Linked DNA regions of Homo sapiens: regions 1 and 3 are each linked to region 2. Evidence: chromatin contacts called from ENCODE Hi-C or POLR2A ChIA-PET data. All regions are on one chromosome and are shown on one strand. The core of a region is the stretch at or near the end of the contact, and the rest is flanking DNA. Distances in the headings are between cores, read along the strand shown.

What was found. A loop is a pair of places that touch in the nucleus more often than their neighbours do. ChIA-PET counts read pairs that join two places held with the same protein, here RNA polymerase II (POLR2A). Pooled maps may share reads with other maps.
Region 1: a loop to region 2 is called in a map of GM12878, with 23 times the contacts of the local background. The contact joins two enhancer-like sites. A Hi-C loop is called at or near these places in 11 of 168 maps with a recorded cell type or tissue (CD4-positive, alpha-beta memory T cell, GM12878, HCT116 and 8 more), 22 of 37 single-sample maps with no recorded cell type and 24 of 50 pooled maps. POLR2A ChIA-PET finds 5 or more read pairs at or near these places in 1 of 52 experiments (activated T-cell).
Region 3: a pooled map shows a loop between it and region 2 (4-fold over the local background). The contact joins the promoter of CDC42EP4 here to the enhancer-like site in region 2. A Hi-C loop is called at or near these places in 6 of 50 pooled maps. POLR2A ChIA-PET finds 5 or more read pairs at or near these places in 2 of 52 experiments (HEK293T and OCI-LY7).

The regions. Positions count from the first base shown.
Region 1 is chr17:72,559,672-72,562,371 of GRCh38, reverse strand. All of the region lies in intron 1 of LINC00673 (long intergenic non-protein coding RNA 673), which reads left to right. Among named protein-coding and RNA genes, the nearest start is that of LINC00673, 32 kb to the left of the region's middle. Within about 2 kb of position 1,416, at least 5 of the 41 ENCODE cell types and tissues checked have a DNase peak (open chromatin) inside an H3K27ac peak, as active enhancers do; they include PC-3, where a contact is called at or near this core.
Region 2 is chr17:72,983,741-72,986,440 of GRCh38, reverse strand. The region is part of intron 4 of SLC39A11 (solute carrier family 39 member 11); the gene reads left to right. Among named protein-coding and RNA genes, the nearest start is that of SLC39A11, 110 kb to the left of the region's middle. RefSeq lists a silencer at 124-173. Within about 2 kb of position 1,405, at least 4 of the 41 ENCODE cell types and tissues checked have a DNase peak (open chromatin) inside an H3K27ac peak, as active enhancers do; they include PC-3, where a contact is called at or near this core.
Region 3 is chr17:73,310,599-73,313,298 of GRCh38, reverse strand. It overlaps CDC42EP4 (CDC42 effector protein 4), which reads left to right and starts at 1,298. Exons shown (of 2, transcript NM_012121.5): 1 at 1,298-1,406. RefSeq lists silencers at 920-1,079, 1,150-1,409, 1,860-2,409, 2,420-2,549.

The DNA.
Region 1 (2,700 bases), core at 167-2,666, 420 kb after region 2:
CTTCCTACTTAAAAAATATATTAAAAATGTCAAATATTATGATATATTAAAACATTTTTTTTACCTAAAAGCATGTGTTCTATTTTTTTTTCCCCTGATTTTAAAAGAAGTTAAAACATTTTCATGGGCCCTTCAGAGTATGGCGGGCGCTGGTTTGTGCCTCATGGATGGTCTGATGGGGACGTCAGCCTGGGGCTGTGTTGTCCTGGATCTGTGTGTCCCAAGAACCTCCTCCTGGTTGGTTCCATATTCATGGGCCTCCCTGACCTTCCTCCAAAACAGCTGCAGGGTGGCAGAATCTGCCCTGGTCACCGAGACTGAGCCCTTCAGTCTGAGATAAAAAGTCCCCAAAGAAGGGTTACAGCTCACCCCCAGGAGCTCAGCCCCATGAGCCCTCTCCCCACCACCATGCCCAGTGGGTCTCATGAAGACACCCATGCAAGTGGTCATGGGAAAGAGGACTCCCCCATACCTTGCTCCAGCACGGACCTTGCTCCAGCACCGGCCCTGCTCAGCCAGATTTTCAGAACGAGAGGGATATTCTCATCTGTGGCAAAGAATATTCTCTATATTCTGTATACATCATTTGAGACTTAAATGGGTTTCAACAGATCCATTCTTCTTGTAGATGTAGGAAAGTTTGACATATGATTGTTCTCTGCCAAATAGCCATGTTCGCGGGATTCCTTTTGATGGAAATTATTTATTAGGACAAAAAGGGAATAAGTGCAAAAAACTTGAGCAAGACTAGAAACAAAATAATTGATGGCTGCCTCTGTGGTGCCATTTTTGGATGATGGCTGTGTCTGGGGAGTCAGGCTGGGTGTCTGGGAGGGCCACACTCCCTGTGAGCTCCGGGACAGGTAGGTTGCCTGGAGGTTTCCTTTCTGGTGTCACCCTGTAAGCGTCTGTGGATTTGTGCAGGGTGCCTTGTCTCTCCCTTGCATTTTCCCGGTGGGTCTGGGGCAGGACACGGCTGGGGACAGGGGTAGAGGACTGGCCACTGTGGCCAGAATGAGGTGCAGGGAGGGACAGGCAGGTCCCTCATGGCCCATAGTGCCTCTAGGGGGTGCATAAATGCATATATATGTGCACATACACACGTGCATGCATACTCATGCGTACATATACACAGCCCCCCACCTTGCCTTTTACAGAGCCATGAAGCAGCAGATGCAACCGAATACTGTGCAGCATGAGCCACAGACGTTTACGGGAAGAACCGGCAGGAGGCGCCGGGAAACTAAAGGGCTCCAGCTCTCTGAGTGGTGGCTTTGCCATTGTGGCTGTGCGAGCTCAGCCTCCTGGAAACCCGCCCTGAGCTTGGTTAACAGCATTCACTCCAGGTTTAGCCCAGCTCCAGGTTATCGCAGGCAGGACTCCCGAGAACAGGTTCATGTTTGCTTTTTGGGAGGTGCTGCGCTAAAGTGGAAAACCACCCTGGGCCGAGTGGGACCTCCCCAGCTGGGCGGCTGTTAACCAGCCAGGATGTCTGACCCTGAGAAGTCACCGTGCACTCTTGGGACTCATTTTTCTCATCAGCAGGATGGGGTGATGGAGCTGGCCTTACTGGGTGCTGGGGATGATATAAAGAGGTGGCGTGTGCATGTCTGTGTGTCTGTGTGTGGGCGAACATGTTTGGTAAGTGATAGGCTCTGCACACGTGCACGGCACCATCATGGTTCCCTCCCTGCAGCACTTGGCACGCAGTGGGGGCTCAGAGCACAGGCCGACTGATGGCCTGGGGTTGCAGCCCTGCTCCGTGTGTCCCTGGGCACTTGCTTACTGACCACCCCACAGGTGAACACGGGCAGGTGGGTGTTTGGAGGTGTGAGGCTGAGGAGGGTCTGGATCTTGCAGCTCTTGCAGCCTGGATAGTTATGGGGTCTGGAGGGGGCTTTTATTGCGCCTGGTGCTTCCTGCTCAGGGCCAAGTCTGGGGCTGCCTGACTCTTGGGCTCTGGTGCCCTCTAGTGTTCAGGTTATATTATTGCAGGTGCAGGCCATGTACACATTTACCAGCAGCCTAACTGGGTCTCCCTTCTCTCACCCCAATCCGACATGGATGGAAATAGCTTTAGAAAACTCACATGTCTTTGGCAGACTATTGAACATACCTGGTCTATCGCCAAAAGGACTTAAGGCATTTAATTTAAAATGTTATTTTCATAAGTAAAGGAAATAAAGGCTGGGCGCGGTGGCTCATGGCTGTAATTCCAACACGTTGGGAGGCCCAGGTAGGAGGATCCCCTGAGCCCACAAGTTTGAGACCAGCCTGGGCAGCATAGTGAGGCCCTATCTTTTCAAAAAACAAATTAGCCGGCTTGATGGTCCCGGCTACTTCAGAGACTGAGCTGGGAGTTTGAAGCTACAGTGAGCTGCGATCACGCCACTGCACTCCGGCCTGGGTGACAGAACAAGACCCTGTATCTAAAAAAATAAAAATAAATAAAGGAAGGAAAAATAAGATAAAAGCCACGGGGAAAGCTGGGATAAAATATTCTGCTCTAATCCCTATATAATTGCTAGGGGTGGCAGGGCTATGGTCCGGTGTAGGCTAGTACTTTCTGGGTCAGCTCTATCAATTCTTATTAGGTGAAGTTATCCACGGGCTGCCACTGTGCAGAGAGATGCGTGGGCTCCCCAGGAATGCTCTGTGGTGGACGCATCCTCTTCCCACAGGAAATTCTGAGCTTCAAGG
Region 2 (2,700 bases), core at 156-2,655:
TTCTGATTTAGGAGGCTTTGGGTGGAGCTTAGACGTCTGTATTTCTAAAAAGCTTCACCGGGGCTTTGTCTGCATGGCCAGGCTTGGCAACCACCAGTTTGTCCAGCTCCCCAGCCGTGGTTTGCATCACCTCAACATCTCCCCCTAGTGGTTGTGTTGTGACTAGGGTGTCCTGGCTTTCAAAGCTAGCTCCACAGCCGTCAGGCTTCTGGGGGACCCTGGAGTCTTACTGGGGAGTGAACTGGTTTCCTAGGGCTGTGGGAACAATATATCACAATTTGAATAGCTTAAACAACAGACATTTATTGTCTCAGTTCTAGAGGCTAGAACTTTCTGGAAAGTAGTTCTAAGATTCTGACCTCAAGATGTCAGCAGGGCCATGTGCCTCCTCAAGGCTCCAGGGAAGGATGAGCTCCAAGCCCCTCTCCTAGCTTTTGGTGGTTCCTTGGCTTCTAGTAGCATAACTCCAGTCTTCCCGTAGTATTTTCCTTGTGTGCCTGTCTCTGTGTCCAAATTTCTCCTTTTTATAAGGAAAAAATCATATTGAATTGGGACCTGCCCTAATGACCTTATCTTACCTCGATCATTTACAAAGACCCTGTTTGCAAAAAAGGTCACATTTATAGACAACATCTTTTGCAGGAATGCAGTTCAACCCATCACAGGGAGATAGGGCATCGATTGCAGGAAGATTAATAAATAAAAGACAGTAATAAAAAGTTAGGCCTGGCCAGATGCGGTGGCTCATGCCTGTAATCCCAGCACTTTGGGAGTTTGAGGTGGGTGGATCACCTGAGGTCAGGAGTTCGAGACCAGCCTGGCCAACATGGCGAAACCCTGTCTCTCCTAAAAATACCAAAATTAGCTCGGTGTTGTGGTGCATGCCTGTAGTCCCAGCTACTCGGGAGGCTGAGGCAGGAGAATTGCTTGAACCTGGGAGGTGGAGGTTGCAGTGAGCCGAGATGGCGCCCCTGCACTCCAGCCTAGGTGAGAGAGTGAGACTCTGTCTCAAAAAAAAAAAAAAAAAAAAAAAGGCAGGCCCCATGCAAATAAAGAAGGTTTGCATGGAAATGAATGTCACAAGTGGGTAATACCTGATAGGGTCAGATATAGCTGGCTAGTCCCGTCAGCAAAGTTGTGGGCAAAAATTCAGAGAGCGACTCTGTGACATGTTCCTCCTTCTGTGGGCGCTGTCTGCGTGGCCCTCACTCAGCTAGCTCTTTCTGTCCTTTCCCCCCTGTATGTCCCTCCCAGGCCACTTAAGCATGAGCAGATCATTGCCTTGTACCTGGTGCCTTGTGGAGTGGCGTCAGCCACGTGGAGTGTGCACATTCCTAGGGAGGTGTGGCCCCAGACAACTTACTGTGTTTGCCCTGCCTCTAGCCCGGCTGGGCCTCCTAGTGTGCTCTGATGAACTAATCAATGCAGGTTGGATTTTTGGAGGGGAGAATTCTTTGTTCCTAACCAGAGAAAATTGATTCCATAAGAGGGTTATTGCTGCTGTGTGCAATTCTCTAGAGTTATTGGATTGCAGAATCATTAGCTTTAGAAGTAAATGAAATAGATTTGGGATATTGTTATGTTTCAGATAAACAAATGGCCTTCCTCCTTATTCATTTAACATTCTGCTTCCAGAAGGAAATGTCAGATGACTCAGAGCCTGATAAAATACTTTGTGGCACACAGGAATGGTAACCAGATGCGGTGAGACTTCACCTTTCTCAGCCCCTGTAAAAGGCGTTGCTTCACTGCGGTGATTCTCACATTTGAGAGTGCATGAGAATCCCCTGGAGGTCTTGCGGAAACACGGGTTGCTGGGCCCACCAGAGGCCTGGAATGGGGCCTGATAACTTGCCTTGCTAACAAGTTCCTGGGTGTTGCTGATGCTGCTGGCCTTGGGGACCCCACTTTGAGAACAGCTGCTTTGCTGAATAAAACTCGAACTCCTGGGAAGCCTGTGGATTCAGTGTGCCTGGGCTTTACATGTATCCCACAACACCCAAGGGAAAGGAATCTTATTTCTTGAATTTTCTTTTTCTTTTCTTTCTTTTTTTTTTTTTTTAAATGTCTGAGTTCCAATAAAGCTTTATTTACAAAAACAGACTGTGGGCCGGGTTTGACCAAGCCCCTTCAGGTCTCATGGCTACTTCTGTGCCCATCCTGGGGTGGCTGAGTTTGTTCTGCCCATGCTCTGTGCAATGCAATGCTACAAGCAGCTTTCAAGGCCGTTCTGCTTCATGGGGGAAGAACAGGGGCAAGAGCTGGGTTTTTTTGCTGCTGATAGTGGCAATTCGATGGGCCTGCCTCCTGTTTCTCTATTTCAATGTGGCTCTGAGGCTCCCAGAATCACTCCACGATTCCAGCCCCACTCTGAGCCATGAGAAACCTGAGGCTACCCAGGTCCTCTCTGCCTGGTTACCCCTCTGCTGGCACTTCTCTGGAGCTTGCCACCCCCCTGAACAGCACTCAGGAAAGGGGTCTAGAGGGCCCCTGCTCTTAGATTCCCAAATCCATCTGGGGATTTCACAGATCCCCACTTCCCTTGGAGCCTTGCCCAGATGGTGAGGGCAGATCCCAGGGTTCCCTTTTCCTTAGTAACTCACCAGCTCTCAGCAACCCCTCTTTTCTTCCGACTTCGTTCTCACCGTTGGGCATCTTTATGGAGTCTGGGTGAAGAGCCTGGCTCTGATTTGAAAGAGA
Region 3 (2,700 bases), core at 49-2,548, 330 kb before region 2:
GAGTGCAATAGCGCGATCTCGGCTCACTGCAACCTCCACCTCCCAGGTTCAAGCGATTGTCCCGCCTCAGCCTCCTGGGTAGCTGGGATTACAGGCGCCCACCACCATGCCCGACTAATTTTTGTATTTTTGGTAGAGATGGGGTTTCGCCATGTTGGCCAGGCTGGTCTCAAACTTCTGACCTCAAGTGACCCCCCACCTGCCTTGGCCTCCCAAAATGCTAGGATTACAGGCATGAGCCACTGCGCCCAGCCCAGAACTTAATTTTCACAGCAGGATGGAGTGGCCAAACCATTAGCTCTCAAGAGCTGGTTGCTGTCGCACTGCAGAGGGAAACGGAAATGTGCTGTCCCCAGAAAGCAGAATGTTCCTGAGGGCTTAGGGACCTCGCAGCCATGGGGAAAGTCTGGGGCCTTCACCCTCACTTCCTTTAAAAACCGAGGGTGGGGTTCAGCTAGAGGCAAGGGAACTTTTCACTTTGCGCCTTGTCCACTTTAGTTGACTACTTCGCAGCTGGCATTCTACCTTGATAATGATCATTTCAACTGAAACTATTCCTCTAAAAAGAATAGAGTCCAAGGCCTGGGACTTGGATTCAGGCTCTGGGACTCAGGAGTTGATCCTCCTTGACGTTCACCTGGTGCAAATTTAGCCTCAGCTGATACTTAGGAGGCAAAGGCACAGACGGGGATGCGGGGAGCTCAAGGGCTGTCACCCTGTAGAAACATTTCTGACGCCCAGTCCAAGCCTGGCCTCGGGGCTGGCCGGCTCCTCCCCGCTCCCTCGTTTACAGCGAGAGTCTGGGATGGCACCCACGAAGCTGGTGGCGCCAGCCCTCCTGCCCCATCTCCCGACAGTACTGCAGCCAGGTGGTTAGCAGGTCCGGGAGGGAGCAGGAACGAGGAACGCCACCCGGGCTGGAGTTCTTGGTTTCTTGCCCCGGCTCGAATGGGGAAGAGCCTCAAAAGAGCCTCGCGCCAGGCCCCCGGAGGGAGACGCGCCCCTGGCCCTGGGGGCCCCAGTGGGGGTTCGCGGCCGGAGCGCAGGCTGGGGCGGGAGTGTCTCCCGGAAGCCGGGCGGGCCCAGGCTGCCCCATACGGAGTTGGGAAAGTCTCAGGCTTTCAGTTTGAACCGAGGAGGCCGAGCAGTCGGGCAGAGGTTCCCGACGGCCATTGGCTGCTGCGGCGCCGTGACATCAGCGCAGAGGGGTGCGCGGGGAGGGTTGCGCGGGGCGGGCGCGGGCGGAGCCTGGAAGGGGAGTGTCCTGGAGGCTCCCAGCCCTGAAAGCCCGAGAGCCAGAGGGAAACAAACGCCGGCGCTGACAGGGGCCGCCAGCCCCTCCGCCGCGCGGAGCCCACGAAGGGGACAGCGCAGCCGGCCCAGAGCTCGGGTCTCCGGGGACCGAGGTAGGCGACGGGCAACCGCCTCTGTCTGTGGTAGCCGCCTTCGCGCTGGGTGCCCTGGGTGGGCTTGGGGGTCTCGAGTCCCCCTGTGGGGCAGAGAGGATCGAAGCTGGGGATGCGAGGCCGCGGCGCGGGGAGAAGGGCGCGGAGCCCCCACTTCTCGGCGCTCGCGCTTTTCACCGCGCCCACCGCGGTGCCTGGGACCCTAAGCTGCGCACCTAGTGTCCTGGCAGAGCGGGATGTGTGGAGGAGGAGGTGGCAGGGAGCCGGGCGCAGCGTTGCCGGGACTCCATTTCCTCTCTCCACGCTGGAACTCCCGGCCCTGGCCAAGGGTGCCGCTGAGGGGGTTGGGGGCCGGTTTTAAAGGGCCTCCCCCTTCCCAGGAATGGGGTGTGTGTCGGTGTGGGCAGGAGCGCAGCAATCGGCGGCGCGCGGCCCGCGATCTCCGCGAGGGGGGCGTGTGTGCGCCCGGAGTTCTCCATGAATAAGAACCGAATTCTCCGCCTGTACGGGCAGAGGCGTGTACACATCTCGCTCTCGTACACACACTGCAGCACACGCCACCCAATGTCACCCGGCCGGGAAGCCAGAGGGAAGGAGCTGTCTGGAAGGGAATGGCCGAAGGAACAAATGGTCCTCCTTTCCCCTACTCCCGCCCCGCGAACCCTTCCCTCCCCCGCCAGGCTCCCGCCCCGCCCGCTCCCTCGGAAGCCCGGGAGGCCGAGGCGCCTCCTGGCGGGGTGCGGGGGGAGGGCAGTCGAGCCACCCGCCCCCTTGGAGCCGGGGAGACGGCCGCTCCTGGGCTAGTGCGCCCCGAGCTCAGCGCGCTCAGCGGGATCGCAGGCGGGAGCGGTCGGTTAATGATTTAATCGCCCGCTTGGGGCGGGTGCGCGCGGATCGGCCGTCCCTGGCCCCGCCCCCTCTCCGGAGCGCCCCCAGCCGGGGTTACAAAACTGCCCCCTGCCCCCGGCGCGTCCCCCAGGAGCCATCCTGCCCGCGGGGATCCCGTCAGCCGGTGAGTGCCCCGGCCGGGAGGGCTGGAGAGCTGGGCGGGAGCCGGGGCTGAGGCTGAGCCAGCTTCCTGGGAGAGGACTGAAGTGCGTGTGTGTGTGTGTGTGTGTGTGTGTGTGTGTGTGTGTGTGTGTGTGTGTGACTGGGGGAGGGGTGCTCGCTGCTAACTCAAACCAGGTTCCCTGTGTTTTCCCAGTGACTGCGGCCTCGGCTTTGGAAGTTTTCTTTTTCTCCCTGGGAGAATGGAGGGGAAATACAATGCCTTTTCTTTTCTCGTTGCCTCTGG